Linked DNA regions of Homo sapiens: region 1 is linked to region 2. Evidence: read pairs that join two places in POLR2A ChIA-PET (ENCODE). Cell type or tissue: K562. All regions are shown on one strand. Links, peaks and the distances in the headings refer to the core of each region. The heading gives the core; the rest is flanking DNA. Region 1 overlaps MBOAT2 (membrane bound glycerophospholipid O-acyltransferase 2). Region 2 overlaps KIDINS220 (kinase D interacting substrate 220).

What was found. Peaks named below come from ENCODE experiments on the same cell type or tissue, not always from the same donor. Only the 100,000 strongest peaks of a DNase experiment are listed, where the experiment ranks them.
Region 1: POLR2A ChIA-PET joins it to region 2 with 6 read pairs; 2 of 35 experiments call an interaction of 5 or more read pairs at or near these places.

What each region holds. Positions count from the first base shown.
Region 1 is chr2:8,891,070-8,899,069 of GRCh38, reverse strand. All of the region lies in intron 4 of MBOAT2 (membrane bound glycerophospholipid O-acyltransferase 2), which reads left to right. Among named protein-coding and RNA genes, the nearest start is that of KIDINS220, 57 kb to the right of the region's middle. In K562, for the core only: no CTCF peak of the experiment used is centred there; DNase peaks (open chromatin) are centred at 3,928 and 4,589; H3K4me3 peaks cover 192 bases.
Region 2 is chr2:8,778,461-8,790,895 of GRCh38, reverse strand. KIDINS220 (kinase D interacting substrate 220) reads left to right here. Exons shown (of 30, transcript NM_020738.4): 14 at 837-1,016; 15 at 2,084-2,249; 16 at 4,539-4,690; 17 at 4,866-5,155; 18 at 11,082-11,222; 19 at 11,757-12,000; 20 at 12,169-12,257. Among named protein-coding and RNA genes, the nearest start is that of KIDINS220, 53 kb to the left of the region's middle. In K562, for the core only: no CTCF peak of the experiment used is centred there; no DNase peak of the experiment used is centred there.

The DNA.
Region 1 (8,000 bases), core at 1-8,000, 110 kb before region 2:
CAATATCCCTTAAGACCTGGAGCTCATAAAGGATTGCAAGATATTGTTAAACGTTTCAAAGCTCAAGCCTTAATAAGGAAATGCAGCAGTCCCTGCAACACCCCAATTCTAGGAGTACAAAAACCGAATGGTCAGTGGAGACTAGTGCAAGATCTTAGACTTATCAATGAGGCAGTAATTCCTCTATATCCAGTTGTACCCAACCCCTATAACCTGCTCTCTCAAATACCAGAGGAAGCAGAATGGTTCACTGTTCTGGACCTCAAGGATGCCTTCTTCTGTATTCCCCTGCACTCTGACTCCCAGTTTCTCTTTGCCTTTGAGGATCCCACAGACCACACGTCCCAACTTACGTGGACGGTCTTGCCCCCAGGGTTTAGGGATAGCCCTCCCCTGTTTGGTCAGGCACTGGCCCAAGATCTAGGCCACTTCTCAAGTCCAGGCACTCTGGTCCTTCAGTATGTGGATGATTTACTTTTGGCCACCAGTTCAGAAGCCTCTTGCCAGCAGGCTACTCTAGATCTCTTGAACTTTCTAGCTAATCAAGGGTACTAGGTGTCTAGGTCGAAGGCCCAGCTTTGCCTACAGCAGGCCAAATATCTAGGCCTAATCTTAGCTAGAGGAACCAGGGCCCTCAGCAAGGAATGAATACAGGCTGTACTGGCTTATCCGTGCCCTAAGACATTAAAACAGTTGCGGGGGTTCTTTGGAATCACTGGCTTTTGCCAACTATGGATCCCCGGATACAGCAAGATAGCCAGGCCCCTCTATACTCTAATCAAGGAGACCCAGGGCAAATACTCATCTAGTAGAACGGGAACCAGGGGCAGAAACAGCCTTCAAAAACCTTAAAGCAGGCCCTAGTACAAGCTCCAGCTTTAAGCCTTCCGACAGGACAAAACTTCTCTTTGTATGTCACAGAGGAGCAAGGATAGCTCTTGGAGTCCTTACTCAGACTCGTGGGACAACCCCACAAACAGTGGCATACCAAAGTAAGGAAATTGATGTAGTAGCAAAAGATTGGCCTCACTGTTTACGGATAGTTGTGGCGGTGGCCGTCTTAGTGTCAGAGGCTATCAAAATAATACAAGGAAAGGATCTCACTATCTGAACTACTCGTGATGTAAATGGCATACTAGGTGGCAAAGGAAGTTTATGGCTATCAGACAATTGCCTACTTAGATACCAGGCGCTACTCCTTGAGGGACCAGTGCTTCAGATATGTATGTGTGTGGCCCTCAACCCTGCCACTTTTCTCCCAGAGGATGGGGAACCAATCGAGCATGACTGCCAACAAATTATAGTCTAGAGTTTTGCCGCCCAAGATGACCTCTTAGAAGTCCCCTTAGCTAATCCTGACCTTAACCTATATACTGATGGAAGTTCATTTGTGGAGAATGGGATATGAAGGGCAGGTTATGCCATAGTTAGTGATGTAACCATACTTGAAAGTAAGCCTCTTCCCCCAGGGACCAGTGCCCAATTAGCAGAACTAGTGGCACTTACCCAAGCCTTAGAACTGGGAAGGGGAAAAAGAATAAATGTGTATACAGATAGCAAGTATGCTTATCTAATCCTACATGCCCATGCTGCAATATGGAAAGAAAGGGAGTTCCTAACCTCTGGGGGAACGTTCCCTCCATTAAATACCACAAGGAAACCATGGAGTTATTGCATGCAGTACAGAAACCCAAGGAGGTGGCAGTCTTACACTGCTGAAGCCATCCAAAGGGGAAGGAGAGGGGAGAACAGCAGCATAAGCAGCTGGCAGAGGCAGCAGAAAGGAAAGAGAGAAAGAGACAGAAAGTCAGAGAAAGAGAGAGGATGAAAGAGAGACAAAGAAGGAGACAGAGAGGAAGAGACAAAGATGGAATCAGAGAAAAAGAGAGAAAGAGACACAGAAAGTCAAAGAGAGGAAGAGACAGAGACAAAGAAGTCAAAGAGAGAAGTAGTAAAGAAAAAACAGTGTACCCCTTTCCTTTAAAAGCCAGGGTAAATTTTAAAACCTATAATTGATAATTGAAGGTCTTCTCTATAACCCTGTAACACTCCAATACCACCTTGTTATCAGTGTAAACAAGGGCATAGCCCGAAAGCACTGAGGCCACTGACAGCCCGTAGCCTTCCTATCAAAAATCCTTAACCCAGCAGGTTTCCTAACGGGATCTAAATCTTAATTATCATACAAAGGTCCCATCAGGCATAGGAGGAACTCCCTTCAGGACAGGAGATAGATGGTTCCTCCCAGGCGATTAAGGAAAAAGACACAATGGGTATTCAGTAAGTGATAAGGAAACTATTACAGAAGCAGAGTTAGGAAAATTGCCTAATAATTGGTCTGCTCAAACGTGTGAGCTGTTTGCACTCAGCCAAACCTTAAAGTACTTATAGAATCAGGAAGGAGCCGTCTATACCAATTTTAAGTTAATATGGACTGAACAAGGTCTTATTAATAGCAAAGAAAAATTAAAATCCCAAACTTAACAAGGTTTTCAACTAAAGTAAATTTTGCTAAAAGTTAACAGTGTAACATGCATTATCCTACTGCCACACACTCTCAAAGGATTTCTCAGACAGTTTGCAGGAAGTGACGAAATCTATCCTTACTCTACAATCCCAAATAGACTCTGGCAGCAGTGACTCTCCAAAACCACCGAGGCCTAGACCTCCTCACTGCTGAGAAAGGAGGACTGTGCACCTTCTTAGGGGAAGAGTGTTGTTTTTACACTAACCAGTCAGGGATATTACGAGATGCCACCCGGCCTTTACGGGAAAAGGCTTCTGCAATCAGACAACACCTTTCACAACTCTTTTTTTTTTTTTTTTTTTTTGAGACGGAGTCTCACTCTGTCACCCAGGCTGGAGAGCAATGGCTCGATCTCGGCTCACTGCAAGCTCCACCTCCCGGGTTCACGCCATTCTTCTGCCTCAGCCTCCTGAGTAGCTGGGACTACAGGTGCCTGCCACCACGCCTGGATAATTTTTTTTGCATTTTTAGTAGAGATGGGATTTCACCATGTTAGCCAGGATGGTCTCGATCTTCTGACCTCGTGATCCGCCCGCCTCGGCCTCCCAAAGTGCTGGGATTACAGGCATGAGCCACCGTGCCCGGCTCCCTTTCACAACTCTTATACCAACCTCTGGAGTTGGGCAACATGGCTTCTCCCCTTTCTAGGTCCTGTGACAGCCATCTTGCTATTACTTGCCTTCGTGCCCTTTATTTTTAACCTCTTTGTCAAATTTGTTTCCTCTAGAATCGAGGCCATCAACCTACAGATGTTCTTACAAACGGAACCCCAAATGAGCTCAACTAACAACTTTTCTGGAGGACACTACAGCTGCAGGGCCCCTTCTTCGCTCCTATCCAGCAGGAAGTAGCTAGAGCGGTCATCGGCCAAATTCTCAATAGCAGTTGGGTGTCCTGTTTAGAGGGGGGATTGAGAGGTGAAGCTGGCTGGGCTTCTGGGTTGGGTGGGGACTTGGAGCACTTTTCTGTCTAGCTAAAGGATTGTAAATGCACCAATCAGCACTTTGTATCTAGCTAAAGGTTTGTAAATGCACCAATCAGCGCTCTGTGTCTAGCTAATTGGGTGAGGACTTGGAGAACTTTTGTGTCTAGCTCAAGGATTGTAAATGCACCAACCAGCACTCTGTGTCTAGCTAAAGGATTGTAAACACACCAGTCAGCACTCTGTAAAACGGACCAATCAGCACTCTGTAAAACGGACCAATCAGCACTCTGTAAAACGGACCAATTAGCACTCTGTAAAATGGACCAATCAGCACTCTGTAAAATGGGCCAATCAGCACTCTGTAGAATGGACCTATCAGCACTCTGTAAAATTGACCAATCAGCAGGATGTGGGTGGGGCCAAATAAGGGAATAAAAGCAGGCCAGGTGAGCCAGCAGTGGCTCCCGCTAGGGTCCGTTTCCACGCTGTGGAAGTTTTATTCTTTTGCTCTTCACAATAAATCTTGCTGCTGCTCACTCTTTGGGTCCCCACCGCCTTTATGAGGCGGTAACACTCACCATGAAGGTCTGCAGCTTTACTCCTGAAGTCAGCAAGACCACGAACCCACTGGGAGGAATGAACAACTCCGGACGTGCCGCCTTTATGAACTGTAACACCACGAAGGTCTGCAGCTTCACTCCTGAAGTCGGGGAGACCACGAACCCACTGGGAGGAACGAACAACTCCAGACGTGCCGCCTTTAAGAGCTGTAACACTCACCGTGAAGGTCTGCAGCTTCACTCCTGAAGTCAGCAAGACCACGAACCCACCAGAAGGAAGAAATTCTGGACACGTCTGAACATCAGAAGGAACAAACTCCGGACACACCATCTTTAAGAACTGTCACCGTGAGGGTCTGTGGCTTCATTCTTGAAGTCAGCGAGACCAAGAACCCACCAGTTCTGCACACAATCTGATAGCCACAGGTGTGCTTGTCATGTCCATCACTCCTTTTTAGAAAGTATTATTCACGTTCAGAGTCTAATTGTAGATGTGTTTCTGTGTTCTCTGAAATGAGTCATGGAAGGCCCCCCTTGGCCCTTCATTATCTTCCCCGCACATGGCGCCCAGCAACTGTGTTGTAAATAGGGTCGATATGAATCATTCAACTGCCTGCAAGTAGTGGGCCTTTATCCTGGCCCATTCTGTGGGAGTGTCTCCCAGCCCTTGACCTACGTTTGATTACAGGAAACATTCCGTTTAGCTGCCACTAATGTAATTCAAGTTACCAGGAGTAAACAGAGATGGATCTATTTATGGTTTGCTTTGTCTGTTCCCCACCCTACCGAACCAAGCCTTTCTCCCTGAATGTATGTGTGTTCACAAAGCAGTGTGGTACAAGGTTCGTCAGAAACATGCAGTGTTGTTCTCACTCATAAGTGGGAGTTGAACCATGAGAACACGTGGACACAGGGAGGGGAATATCACGTATCGGGTTCTGTCGGCGGGTGGGGGCTAGGGGAGGGTTAGCATTAGGAGAAATACCTAATGTAGATGAGGGGTTGATGGGTGCAGCATACCACCATGGCACATGTATACCTATGTAACAAACCTGCACGATCTGCACATGTATCCCAGAACTTAGAGTATTAAAAAAAAAAATGCAGTGTTTTCCTGAGGCTGAGAAGCTGGTGACAGGCCTGCAGGGCCTCCTTGATGTGTGCCCTCTCACCTGTTCTTTCTTCTTCAGTTCTGCTGCTTATCCCAGTGTCTCTCCTTGGAACATCCTTCCAGCCATATCTGCATGTCCAAACTTCTGCAGTCTTAAAGGCCCAAACTAAATGACTCTTGTTTGAAATGCATTCCCTCAGCTCTCTCTGTGCAGACCTTCAAATAGCTCACTGGGCAGTGGATACTTTGTTATGTAGTTTATTCACATACCTTTCATTTCCTGTTCTCAAGAGAAAGCTTCTCCAGGAACAGCACTTCCCTTTTGATTATTAGGTCCCTTCAGCGCCACTGGCTTCTTAGCAGTTCTGGCAGTTACTATGCAAAGGTGTGAATGGGAGAAGGGACCCAGCTCCTATTAAACATCTGCTGTGTCTCAGATACTATTGAATTTAATCCACACAGTGGCATTATTATCACTTGTGTTTTATAGGTAACCGTTTTGAGAAAAGTTAAATAACTTCCTTGTTTTCCACAGCTGATGTGGGGTCAGGATTAAGTGTTCTGACTCTTATGTCCAGCTGCCTATGTACCCTGCTGTCTAGGGCCTCTTGTGCCAAGCGTGCCTGAAGCTGCAGTGCTGTTTTCCCTTCTCAGTCAGCTTTCTCCTCCTAGTTAGTTACCCTGGTCAAAAACCTTGGTGGTTCCAGGTATGAAACCCCACATTGGATACATTATCGAATCCCATTGACTTTCCTTTCAGAATAGATCTAGAGGTGACTTCAGACCTCCTGTGCTGTTACCCTGGTCTGAGCCACCATCTCCCCCTGCCCACCTCCCCTGCCTCCTCCCCCACCCCCTCCCCCTGCCTCCTCCCCCACCCCCTCCCCCTGCCTCTGGTGCCCCCACAGTCTTTTTTCAACCTAGAGTCAGAATATATTCTTTTAAAACCAAGTCACTCTTTTGCCTAAAATCCTCCAGTAGTTTCCCGTGTCACTCAGATCCAAGCCTGTGTCCTCGCTCTGCAGAGCCTGCTGGATCCGGTGTCCTGCTTGCCATCTTTAGCTTCTGTTCCTGTCCTCCTTGCTCATCACATTGGCCTCCGTACTGATCCTCCAACATGCCAGTCACACTTCTTCCTGGGGCTGTTGAACTTACTTTTCTCTCTTCCTGGAATATTTTTACCCCAGGCCTCCACAGAGCTTGTCCTCTATTTCACTGTCATCTTCTGGGTGAGGCCGGTTCCCACCTGTGTTCTGTATTCCTTAGGCCCCTTACCCTGCTTCATTTCACTGCCCAGGACTGGCAGCATCTGACACACTGTGTCTTTTACCTGTTTATTTGTTTATAATCTGTCTCTCTCCAGTACAGTATAAATTTCATAGCAGCAAGGACTTGGCCTGTCTTGTTCACATTGTATCTTTGGCACATAGAACAGTACTTGGTGCATCGTAGGTGCTCATTAATTAAATACTTTTTTTTTTCTGAATGAAGCAGTAAGTAAATGAATGAATGGATGACTAAGACCAATGGACTTTTCCATTATCTCTCACTTTGTATTCATTTGGTGTTAGGTAAGTGGGGTTACTTGGTGTCAGTGGATCTTGTTTGGTTGAAAGGGTACTTGTACACTTAGGATAACTGAGGTGAACAGTTAACAGTTTGCCTCCGTTGCTGGGTAACACATGTCCTGGTGGCAAGCTGTTACCTAGTAGATGCTTTTAGTTGATTTGTAGCATTAATATACAGACTTCCCTTAAGCTTAGTGGTCTCCCAGAGATAATGGAACAATCATGAAAGTAATTGTTCATTTTTAGCATTCATTATCTTGTAATGTTTAACTACATTTGAGTTTTACTGTGTAATAGAACCAAATCCTACTATTCTTGTTCTTTGTAGAGAAAAAAGTGTGTGAATATATTTTTTAACTTTTTCATCCTTTGTTTTATTTCAGAAAGTCTGGAGTTTTTACTTCAGCTGAATTTTTTAATATTAGCTGAAACTGTTACATCAGTTGAAGTATTACTTTGGACAGTTATATTTCATATTTTCCCACATTCTTAGCAGAGTATCACTGGAAGGAAATTTCGGTAATACCACTTAAATATACTAATGTTGTCCTATAGAAGGAAACGGAAGCTCCATCCTGAGGCCCTGACCTCACTCTGGAAGTTCCAAAGCCTTCTGCCTCTCCTACCTTCTTCAGCTTCCCATTTCCATCCTAGGGAAACAGGAGGTTCTTTCCAATTCGTGTCAAGGTATCCCAGACTTTCCTAGGGCCCAGGAAGTGGTTAGATACTGAAGCTCCATTAATACAAAGTCAACAGATATTTAATAGTTAAAATGTCAGTAAAGATGTAAGTGAAATAGTTGTGTGAATCACCCTAATTGTCCTGAACCAGAGATTTATGAACAAAATATGCTGTTAAGAAAGCCCACTGCAGTTACCTCCCTGTGCACCATTGCACTGTTTTTGTTGTAAATGCTTCCTGCACAGTCGTTCCTGCTGCGGAAGGGTGAGATATGCCCTTTCCCATCAGTCTTTCTTGTCTCCCAGCCATATACCTGCTGCGTTGGACTCATATGTCTGTTTTGCCCTCCAATTTGCATTTCTGAGCTCTCTTTAATCTGCTCATCCCTTACTGAACTTTTCCTATAATCCTTTCTTATTTTCATCCATAACATACTCCTGCATAGTTCCCTATGATAATTTTGTCTTCTGTCTTTCTGTTTCTCCATGTGCTACGCACCGGCTGATGGGTTGGACCAGAAGCCTTGGGACTGCCATCCACTTAAAACAAAGGGAATGTGTTGAGCTAATGACCATCAGGAAATGAAACCAAAATATGATGAAGCATTTCTATAAACCAGTCACCACAC
Region 2 (12,435 bases), core at 109-8,108:
TCTTTCTAAAGCAGATCCAATTGTGTGATAACCCCACATAAAACCCTTGCTGGCAAGTTTTTTTCGGGCCCTTCACAGACTTGTCAATTTGCATGGTCCCACCTGCCAGCACCACCTCTGGCATGTGCCCCAGCTTCAGTCACAGAGGACTGTTTGCTCTTGCAAGAACAGACCAGATGTGTTTCCCAGGTTGCTCCCTCTATTAGCAGCTCCTTAGTGGCCTCACTACCACCCACCCAACATGCATGCCTTTTGCTTGGCAAAAGCTTACTTATTCTTCAAGGATAGGTTTCAGTATTGCCTATAAAATTTTCCCCAAGTTTTGTACAAAGAATTACTTGTGTGGGACTCCATTGGGCTCAACATGCACCTTTAAGAACAGTATTCTCAAATGTGATTGGAGGGAGAAGGGATGAGAAGGATCACAGTGGAATGGTGGTGATATGTAGTTTGAAGATATAGGGTATAGTTTTTATTTTTGCATGTGGAAACAATATGCATATGCATAATATTTGTTGTTTGTGTTAATGCAAACCACAAAAAACAAATCTCAAGAAAATCTTGACAGATGGGAGTATATGAGAAGGGGTTTTGTACATCCTCCACGTGAAGCAGGAGAGGGTGGCGAGTCAGGCCTAGCTGTGGTCCTGGGGGTGAGATGTTCATCTTTGGCAAGAGAACACTGGGTAAAATGGTTAAGTGGCAGTATTCCATCTAGGGACCTACTAAGTGTCCAATAAATGTTTACATTGAAAATGTGAAAACTGCATATTGAGTTAAAAGTTGTATTTCTTAAACAAAACAGGAATAAGGTTTCGTATTAAATTCTCTTTCAGACGAAATGAAAACCTTCGCCGGACAACAGATTGAGCCTCTCTTTCAGTTCTCATGGCTCATAGTGTTTCTTACCCTGCTACTTTGTGGAGGGCTTGGTTTATTGTTTGCCTTCACGGTCCACCCAAATCTTGGAATAGCAGTGTCACTGAGCTTCTTGGCTCTCTTATATATATTCTTTAGTAAGTCTTTGCTTTTTATCTTTTTCAAAAATGGAGAAAACGTTAAGATTCATAGATAAAGAAAAAACATTTTCTTTATCTGTCTTTTAAAACCTGTATGTGATTTTCATAATTGGGTGAGAAAATTGATCTTTTTGCTACTCCATAAATTTTCCTAAAGGAACATTGCTCACAACTTGGCTGAAGTAGCTTATAAACTAATGTACTACTTGTTAATCTTGAAGCAAGAACCTATATTATTATACTTACTCTTTTTGTTAATTAATGATTTATATTTAAATCTTTTTCTGGGCCGGGTGCGGTGGCTCTCACGCCTGTAATCCCAGCACTTTGGGAGCCCAAGGCGGGCAGATCGTAAGGTCAGGAGATCGAGACCATCCTGGCTGACATGGTGAAACCCCGTCTCTACTAAATATACAAAAAAATTAGCCGGGCAAGATGGCGGGCGCCTGTAGTCCCAGCTACTCGGGAGGCTGAGGCAGGAGAATGGCGTGAACCTGGGAGGGGGAGGTTGCAGTGAGCCGAGATGGCGCCACTGCTCTCCAGCCTGGGCAACAGAGCGAGACTCCATCTCAAAAAAAAAAAAAAAAAAAAAATTCTTTTTCTGAAAAGAAGGCTTCAAAGCCATCATTGGTATGCTCTTGAGCATTTTGACCATGTCTGTACTTTTAATTTTATCTAAAAGCAAAATAAAAAAAATATAATATAATCCCTATTCTTGGGGGTGTCTTCAGTTGCAAGAAAGGAAATAGATTTACTGTTAGAGGAACTGATAACCAACTTCACCAGTTGCGAATAGTGATAAACCCAAGATGATTTGCATTTGAATCTGAACTGCAGTTATGTTTCTGTTTAAGGCATGTTTTAGTCAGTTTACTTTTCATTTTTCATATCTTCTGTATCTTAGGGGAGGTTAATGGAATTCTTTGAGGAGTAGTTAGGAAATAGTATGGGACCATAGGAAGCTATGTAAGCTTAGCTCTCATTACTTGATACTTGATCTTTGGAGAAAAGATCTGCTTGACTAGTGACTGCTTTGGATAACTTTTTTAAACTGTGAATTTCAGTTGTCATTTACTTTGGTGGACGAAGAGAAGGAGAGAGTTGGAATTGGGCCTGGGTCCTCAGCACTAGATTGGCAAGACATATTGGATATTTGGAACTCCTCCTTAAATTGATGTTTGTGAATCCACCTGAGTTGCCAGAGCAGACTACTAAAGCTTTACCTGTGAGGTGAGTTGTACCATTTGACAGAAGAAATCTTCAATGAGATTCAGAAAAAAATATTTTTCACTTCGGAAAGTTTATAGGAGCCGGGTGTGGTGGCTCACGCTTGTAATCCCAGCACTTTGGGAGGCCAAGGTGGGCAGATCACCTGAGGTCAGGAGTTCGAGACCAGCCTGGCCAACATGGTGAAACCCCATCTCTACTAAAAATACAAAATTAGCGGGGGCGTCATGGCGCATGCCTGTAGTCCTAGCTACTTGGAAGGATGAAGCAGGAGAATCGCTTGAACCTGGGAGGCAGAGGTTGCAGTGAGCCAGGATCGCGCCATTGCACTCCAGCCTGGGCGACAAGAACGAAACTCTGTCTCAAAAAAAAAAAAAAGTTTATAGAATATAATTTCTCAATGTATGTTCCAAAAAACATTGGAACCTTTTACATACAGAAATAAAAACATGCCCTGGTCAAATACCGTGGGAAACACTTCAGATTATATATCCCTCCTGTACGTTAAAGGATCAGAGGCACCTTTCCATAAAGAAACCTGTTTAACTTTTATTTACCAAATTTTATTTAAGCATAAACCTTTTCTCCCTGTTATGTCACCTGTTACCATCTTTTGGAACACACTTTGAAGAGAGCACTGGATGGAGGAGGGGTCCAGCCACTGGCCTTGGTCCCCAGAGAGCTTCCCGCTGGAGACCTGGCCCTTCCTTATGTGAGCGGTTAACCTGGGGAAACCCAGCTCCCCTCTCTGAGCTGTGCTTTTCTCAGCTCAGGAAATATATTCACATGTCTGTCTAAAATTATTATTCATATTAAGTAGGAAATTTATGAGAAAAAAGAAAAGATGAAAAATGTTTAAGTCCAGGAATAAAGGAAAGGTAGAGGGCTCCAGAGGACAGTGAAATGAAAAAAAAAAAAAGCTAGAAAGTTAAAAGCAAAAGAAATTCAATGGAAGTAAGCAATGTAAGAATTTAAAATGTATTAAGCCAGATGTGGTGGCTCACACCTGTAATCCCAGCACTGTGGGAGGCCAAAGTGGTCAATTGCTTGAGCTCAGGAGTTCAAAACAAGCCTGGGTAAAGGCAAAACCCCATCTCTACAAAAAATAGAAAAATTAGCTGGGTGTGGTGGTGCGTGCCTGTAGTTCTAGCTGCTTGGGAGGCTGAAGTGGGAGGACTGCTTAAGCTTCGGGGGTTGAGGGTACAGTGAGCCAAGATCACGCCACCGCACTGCAGCCTAGGTGACAAAGTGAGACCCTGCTCAAAAAAAAAAAGCATTAAAAGATGAAAATTTTTTAGTTATAAGAAAAAATAAGTGTAATTTAAGATGAAAATAAATAAGCCAAACCAGGTAAAATATTAAAACTGAGTATAAGAGAAAAATAAAGGTAAAAACTTTTAAGTAACTAGCATAGAGAATTAAGTATTAAGAAAAGGATTTAAAAGTGAAAAAGTTAAAAGGAAAACAGAATAAAATAATTGGGGGAATATTTTTACAGAAAATAAGGAAACCAGTCTAAATTAATGAGGTGGTATTTTTTTTTTTCAGTTAGAACAATTAAAGTAGCATCGTCAAGACCACACAGTATATTACAGATTGTATTCTGAGAGCAATGCTTATCTACTGGACTGAGATGAGAGTTTAATTTAGAGATGGAAGGGAGAAAGGAACTAACAGAAATAATAATGATTCAGAGACTCTGAATACAAATAATTCACTTAATTTTGAAGATCAATTGTGAAGAGAATATTTTACAACTATTTCTCAATCCCTGGTAGACGTGGAAGCTATAAATAAAATAAGCCATGCTAAAACTTGAGTTTTTAAATGGTATTACTGGGCTTGAAATTCTTTAATGACTGTAATTAATATTTTTTCAGGGTTAGAGTCTCTTTCGTTGGTGTTAGAAAACTTTCTTGTGCAACTCTTGGTGGCCACATCATGACACGTGTGTCACCTTTTAACCACTATGTCGTGAGATCTGTTGGGGTGTCTTGATACTCCACATCTAAGTTCTGGCGTAACTTTCCCCCGCCTGTCCTTAGTCAGAATTACTTTATATGGCCCTGCACATTTCACTTTTGTTACTGTTTTTTCCTAAGAAAAGTATGTAAGATTTTAGAAGTGGAAGCTACCTAATTACAAATTCTTTTCCCTCCTTGGAATTTAAAAAACAATATTTTGAAAGAGACAAAAAGAAAATAAAGGGTAAGTGATGCAAAGATGACATACATTGAAGTTATTTGTTACTTTAGATAATAAAGTAATGTTTGATTTGTTCTTTTCTTCAAGGTTTTTGTTTACAGATTACAATAGACTGTCCAGTGTAGGTGGAGAAACTTCTCTGGCTGAAATGATTGCAACCCTCTCGGATGCTTGTGAAAGAGAGTTTGGCTTTTTGGCAACCAGGCTTTTTCGAGTATTCAAGACTGAAGATACTCAGGGTAGGATTTCCTTCCTTCCTTCTTTGTGTGTAAGGGATGGGGGTGGGATAGATGTTCAGTTTATTTTCATGAAAACACACCTTGAACATTAGACTCATCAGGTATTGTGACTATAATGTTAGGATTTTCTAGATCCTTGATATGTTAATTATTAAAACCATTTGTTGCATTACAGGTAAAAAGAAATGGAAAAAAACATGTTGTCTCCCATCTTTTGTCATCTTCCTTTTTATCATTGGCTGCATTATATCTGGAATTACTCTTCTGGCTATATTTAGAGTTGACCCAAAGCATCTGACTGTAAATGCTGTCCTCATATCAATCGCATCTGTAGTGGGATTGGCCTTTGTGTTGAACTGTCGTACATGGTGGCAAGTGCTGGACTCGCTCCTGAATTCCCAAAGAAAACGCCTCCATAATGCAGCCTCCAAACTGCACAAATTGAAAAGTGAAGGATTCATGAAAGTAAGCACTCATTGGTTATTAGAAAAAATTGTAATGCGAATATGTTGCCACTGCCATGCTCATTTGGGCTTTAGGAAGTACACTCTCTAAATGTTAAAGTGTTGCATTTATTTTAGTTTAATTTGTTCATTCATTCATTCGTTCATTCAAGACTATAATTTAAGGTAGTTTTAAGTTCACGGTAAAATTTAGAGGGAAGTGCAAAGATATCCCATATACCCACTTCCCCCACACATACACAGCCTCCCCAATTGGCACGATTACCCACCAGAGCAGTACATTTGTTACAATTGATGAACTTAGGCTGACACATCATAATCACCCAGCATCCATAGTTTACAGTAGGGTTCACTCTTGGTGTGGTACATTCTGTGGGCTTGGACAAATGTATAACATGTATCCACCATTATAGTCTTATACAGAGTAGATTTATTGCCCTCAAAATCTTCTGTGCTTCACCTCTTCACACCTGTTCACCCCTCCCTCCACCCTCCTCCCTAACCCCTGGCTACCATTTCTTTTTACTATCGCCATAGTTTTGCCCTTTCCAGAATGTCATATAGTTGAATCATACATGTGTAGTCTTTTCAGATTGGCTTCTTTCACGTAGTCATATGCATTTAAGTGCCCTTCATGTCTTTTCATGACCTGCTAGCTCATTTCTTTTTAGCATGGCTAATGTGCCATTGTCTGGATATATCACAGTTCATTTATACATTTATCTACTGAAGGACATCTTTATTGCTTCCAAGTTTTGGCAAGTATGAATAAAGCTGCTATAAACTTTTGTGGACAGGCTTTTGTGTGAACATAAAGGATTTGAAAACTCCTTTGGGTAAATACCAAGGAGTGTGATTGCTAGATTGTATGATGTTTCGTTTTGTTAGAAACAACCAGACTGTTCTGAGGTGGCTATTTTGCATTCCCACCAGAAATGAATGAGGCTCCTGTTGCTCCACATCACATCCTCACCAGCATTTGGTATTATTGGTGTTCTGGATTTTGGCCATTCTGTTAGGTGTGCAGTGGTATCTTATTGTTTGAATTTGCATTTCCCTGATTACACATGTTGTGGAGCATATTTTCATGTGCTTATTTGCTATCTGTATGTCTTCTTTGGTGAATTGGCTGTGAAGGTCTTGGCTTATTTTTCAGTCAGGTTGTTCATTTTCTTATTGTTGAGTTTTAAGAGTTCTTTGTGTATTTTGGCTAATGGTCCTTTATCAGATAAGCTTTTTGCAAATATTTTGCTCCATTCTTTTGGTTGCTTTTCATTCTCTTGACAGTGTCTTTTGCAGAGCAGACATTTTTGATGAAGTCTAGCTTACTAATTCTTTCTTTCATGGATCTTGCTTTTAGTGTCCTATCTAAAAAGTTAACACCAAACCTACGGTCACCTAGATTTTATCCTCTGTCATTTTCTAGGTGTTTTATACTTTTGCATTTAGGTCTGTGAGCTATTTTGAGTTAATTTTTGTGAAGTGTGAATGTGTCTAGATTCTTTTCTTGCTTGCTTTCTTGCTTCCTTGCTTCTTTTCTTTTTTTTTTTTTGTTTCCAGTTGTTCCAGCACCATTTGTTAAAAACGCTATTTCTTGCATTGTATTGCCTTTGCCGCTTGTCAAAGATCAATTGACTATATTTGTGTAGGTCTGTTTCTGGGCTCTTTCTCTTTGTCTGTTCGTTTGCGCATACCACACTGTTTGATTACTCTAGCTCTATTTTCTTGAAGTTGGGTAGTGTCAGTCCTCCTATTTTGTTCTCCTCCTTCAATACTGTGTTGGCTATTCTGGGTCTTTTTCTCCTCATATGAACTTTTGATTCACCTTGAATAACTTGCTGGGATTTTCATTGAGATTGCGTTAAATCTTTAGGTCAAGTATTGAGTCTTCCTACCCATGAACATGGAATATCTCCTCATTTATTTAGTTCTTCCTTGATTTCTTTCAAGAGTTTTGTGGTTTTTCTCATATAGATCTTATACATATTTTGTTAGATTTATACCTATTTCGTTTTTTGCAGTGTTAATATATATAGTAATTGTGTTCTTAATTTCATGTTTGACGCTGATATATAGGAAAGTGATCAACTTTTGTATTAATCTGAAATCTTGCTATAATTGTTTGTTAGTCCCAGGAGTTTTTTTTCATTGTGGTTCTTTCGGTTTTTCTACATAGAGAGTCAAGTCATCTGTGAACTAAGACAGTTTTCTTTCTTTCTTCCCAGTCTTCATACCTTTTATTTCCTTTTTGTTTGTTTGTTTTATTGCATTAGTTAGGACTTGCAGTACTATGTTGAAAAGGAGTGGTAAGAAAAGGGACAATCTTGCCTCGTTCCTGATCTTAGTAGATGTTTTCATGTTCTCACCATTAAGTATGATGTTAACTACAGATACTCTTTATCAAGTTGAAGAAGTTCCTCTCTATTTCTAGTTTACTGAGAGTTTCTACCATAAATGGTGTTGGATTTTGTCAAATGCTTTTGCTTTATCTAATTATGCAATCATGTGATCTTTCTTCTTTAGCCTGTTTCTTTTTTTTTTTTTGAGACGGAGTTTTACTCTTGTTGCCCAGGCTGGAGTGCAGTGGTGCCATCTCAGCTCACTACAACCTCCACCTTACGGGTTCAAGTGATTCTCCTGCCTCAGCCTCCCAAGTAGGTGAGATTACAGGCATGCAACAGCATGCCCAGCTAATTTTGTATTTTTAGTAGAGACGGAGTTTCACCGTGTTGATCAGGCTGGTCTTGAACTCCTGACCTCAGGTGATCCACCCTCCCTCCTCGGCCTCCCAAAGTGCTGGGATTACAGGCATGAGCCATTGTGCCCAGCCTAGTCTGTTGAAGTGATGGATTACATTAATTGATTTTTGAATGTGGAACCGGCCCTACCTACCTGGCATAAATCTCACTTGATTGTGGTGTATAATTCTTTTTATACATTTTGCATATGATTTTCTAATATTTTGTTGAGGTTTTTTGCATCTATGCTCATGAGATATTTATTGGTTTGTAGTTTGCTTTTCTTGTCAAGACTTCGTCTGCTTTGGGTATTAGGGTGATGCTGACTTCATAGCATGAGTTAGGAAGCATTCCCTTTGCTTCTGTCTTCTGAAAGATCCTATGTAGAGTTGGTATAATTTCTTCTGTAAGTGCTTGGTAGACTTCATTAGTGAACCCTCTGGGCCTGGTGCTTTCTGTTTTGAAAAATTATTATTGATGCAATTTCTTCAATAGATATAGGCCTGTTCTTGTGAATTTTGGCAAATTATGTCTTTGAAAGAACTGGTCTGTTTATCTAAGTTATCAAATTTGTGGGCATAGAGTTGTTTGTAGTATCCCTTTATTATCCTATTTTTGTCCATGAGGTAGGTCTAAAGTGGTAGCCTCTCTTTTATTTGTTGTTTTTCTGAATTTGTGTTTCCTCTTCTTTCATCTTAGTTAGTCCAAGGCTTATTGATTGTGTTTATCTTTTGAACTAACTAGCTTTTGGTTTCATTGTTTTATTTCTGTTTTAGTTTTTATTATTTCTTTTCTTCTGATTACTTTGGATTTAATTTGCTCTTTTTCTAGTTTCCTGAGGTGGAAGCTTAGATTATTAATTTTATTTTATTTTTATTTATTTATTTTTTGAGACAGAGTCTCACTCTGTTGCCCAGGCTGTAGTGCAGTGGTGCGATCCCAGCTTGCTGCAATCTCTGCCTCCTGGGCTCAAGGGATCCTCCCACCTCAGCCTGCCGAGTAGCTGGGACCACAGGCTACACGCCACCACACCTGGCTAATTTTTGTAGATATAGGGTTTCACCATGTTCCCCACACTGGTCTCGAACTCCTGAGCTCAAGCGATCCACCCACCTTGGCCTCCCAAAGTGCTGGGATTATAGGCATGAGCCACTGCACCCAGCCAGATTACTGATTTTATATCTTTCTTCTTTACGAATATATGCATTCAGTGCTATAAATTTTCTTCTCAGCTGTTCTTTTGTTGCGTCCCACAAATTTTGATAAGTTGTGTTTCCATTTTTATTTAGTTCAAAATATTTTAAAATTTCTCTTGAGACTTTTTTCTTTGACCCATGTGTTATTTGGAAGTGTGTTTTTAAATCTCTGCATGTTTTGGGATTTTCCAATTATCGTTCTGTTTTTGACTTCTAGTTTAATTCCACTGAGGGGAAGACATTGTATGCATGATTTCTATTTTAAATTTGTTATGGCGTGTTTTATGGCTCAGAATGTGGTCCATCTTGGTGAATGCTTTATGTGAGTTTGAAAAGAATGTGTATTCTGTTTTTTTTTCTTTTTTTGGATGAAATAAGTGTAGGTGTCAGTTATAGCCAGTTGATTGATGGTGTTGTTGAGCTGAACTGCGTCCTTACTGGTTTTCTGACTGCTGCATCTGTCCTTATAGAATGGTATTGAGGTCTCAAGCTATGATAGTGGATTTATCTATTTCTTCTTGCAGTTCTGTCAGCTTTTGTCTTACATATTTTGATTCTCCTTTCTTAGATATATAAATGTTTAGGATTATTATGTCTCCTTAGAGAATCAGCTCCTTTGTTGTTATGTAATGCCCCCCTTTAATATATATATATTATATATATATAATAATTAATATAGTTACTCCCCCTCTCTTTTGATTGGTGTTGGTATAGCTTTCTCCATTCATTTACTTTTAATCTACGTGTGTCTTTTTATGTAAGGTGGGTTTCTTGTAGATAACATACAATTAGCTCTTATTTTTTGATCATCTCTGACATCTCTTTTAATTGATATCTTTAGAACACTGACGCTCAAAGGGATAATTGGTTTTGATGGATTAATATCTATCGTATTTGTTACTGTTTTCTATTTGTTGCTTGATTTTTGTTCCTATTTTTGTCTTCTACTCTTCTTTTTGTCTTTTATGCTTTTATTGAGCATTTTTTTATGATTCCATTTTCTCACCTTTCTTAGCATATCAGTTGTACTTTTTTTTAAACTGTTTTTTTTGAGTGGTTGCCCTAGGGTTTGCAATATGCATTTATAACTAATCCAAGCCCACTTTCAAGTAATACTATATCACTTCTCAGGTAGTTTATCTTATAATAGCAAAATAATCCTAATTCCTCTCTCCCGTCCCTTGTATCATTGTTGTTACTAATTTCATTTACATTTATAAGCATACATAATATGTACATTATACACACACACACACACCCCCCACCACACACACACACACACACACAGACACACACACACATATATAAGCTTACGTAATCAAGGAGTGGCCACTTCCAAAGTGTTTACATATATGTAGAACCAGAAACCAGCAGTCCTTTTATTTATTTTGAGTTCTATTCCAGATTTTTCCAGTGGAAATACATATTTGGAGTGAGAAACATCATAACAGTAGCATGTTTTTATAAAATAGACTTTTATAAGTTATTCAAAAGAGTTAGCAACTACTGTCTAATAATATAAGTTCCTCTAGAGCCCAGTAAAGATATCTGTTTTTAAAAATAGCAAATTGAACCACCAAAATAAATAATACAGGATTTTCTTTTTCAAAGTGAAAGGTCAGATGCCATCAGGGAGCCAGCAGCAGTGTAGTGCTTTGATCATTTGGATTTGCATCCAGATCTGAATCTTTTCACATTCAGAGCCTCTAATCTTGGCAAGTTAGTCACTCAACCCAGTTTGTTCTTTTTAGAACAGATATGGTAGTGTCTATCCCACAGTGTCATTCTGAGGATCAGCTGCTGTAATTTATGTGTAGTCACTTGGTAAATTGTGAAGCACTCGCTCTTATTTTAAGTGGAAGCACAACTGGCAGCAAGGACTTTGAATGTCTTCTGTTCCTATTAGATGACTTTCTATCACGCTTTCTAAGAAATATGTTTAAGCTTCTTGGATCTTCCTTCAGTGCTTTCTATACCTTCCTTTGCAATACAGGTTCTTAAATGTGAAGTGGAATTGATGGCCAGGATGGCAAAAACCATTGACAGCTTCACTCAGAATCAGACAAGGCTGGTGGTCATCATCGATGGATTAGATGCCTGTGAGCAGGACAAAGTCCTTCAGATGCTGGACACTGTACGTTTGCGCCACCTCAAAAGCCACCATTGTTATGTTGTGGCACTTGAGAGAATGTTTGACTTCACAAATATCTAAAAATAGAACGGAATTGGTTTTTGTTTGAGTAGTTCCTATTTTGTGATTTTTCTTTTGTAAAAACAACCATTCTTTATACAGAAATGTAGCAAGAATAAATGTTTAGTCACAAAGATATTTAAATAATTTTAGCTTAGTGGCACTGTGAGAAAAATGAATAGAGCATCTGTATTCATGAATGTTTCTCATGTGCATTGATTTACCTCTTTAGCAGACTGTAAATGTCTGAAAGAAGGACAATATTAATTTTCTTTGCAGGTTTTATCTATGTCAGATGACAACAAACCTAGATTGAGCTGTCAGTAAAATTTGCTTTTGTGCAGAGTAAGTTTTGATGAAAAGAAATAGTAGTTTAGAAATATTGTCACCAAAAGGTAGCACATATTTTGAAGAGATGCCTTATTCTTTTGGACAATTTAAAATGTATGTCACAACTGTACATTTCTTCTGCCACAGGTCCGAGTTCTGTTTTCAAAAGGCCCGTTCATTGCCATTTTTGCAAGTGATCCACATATTATCATAAAGGCAATTAACCAGAACCTCAATAGTGTGCTTCGGGATTCAAATATAAATGGCCATGACTACATGCGCAACATAGTCCACTTGCCTGTGTTCCTTAATAGTCGTGGACTAAGCAATGCAAGAAAATTTCTCGTAACTTCAGCAACAAATGGAGACGTTCCATGCTCAGATACTACAGGTAAAGCTCAGGCTCCTAAAGTACTTTGAGTTTGAAATAGTTTTGTAGTTTCTTTATGGCGACTCTCCTTTTTACCTTGAAAAATATTGTTGTTGTTTCACATTTCTTTAAATATCATATACAACAGAATTTTGGTGTAAGTGATGCTGTCTTGATAAATTATTTAAGGGATACAGGAAGATGCTGACAGAAGAGTTTCACAGAACAGCCTTGGGGAGATGACAAAACTTGGTAGCAAGACAGCCCTCAATAGACGGGTAAGATGCCATTGGCTTCGAGCTGTATGTTTGTATTGCTATTCAATTTAATACAAATAAAGATGATGCCACTTAAATAATACTTTGTAAATATTGCATTAAACGCTTCAAATAAACATTATCATTGAATTTCCTTTCAGCTTCATGTGTTTCAGGGAATGTCTGCACCTAGAACCCT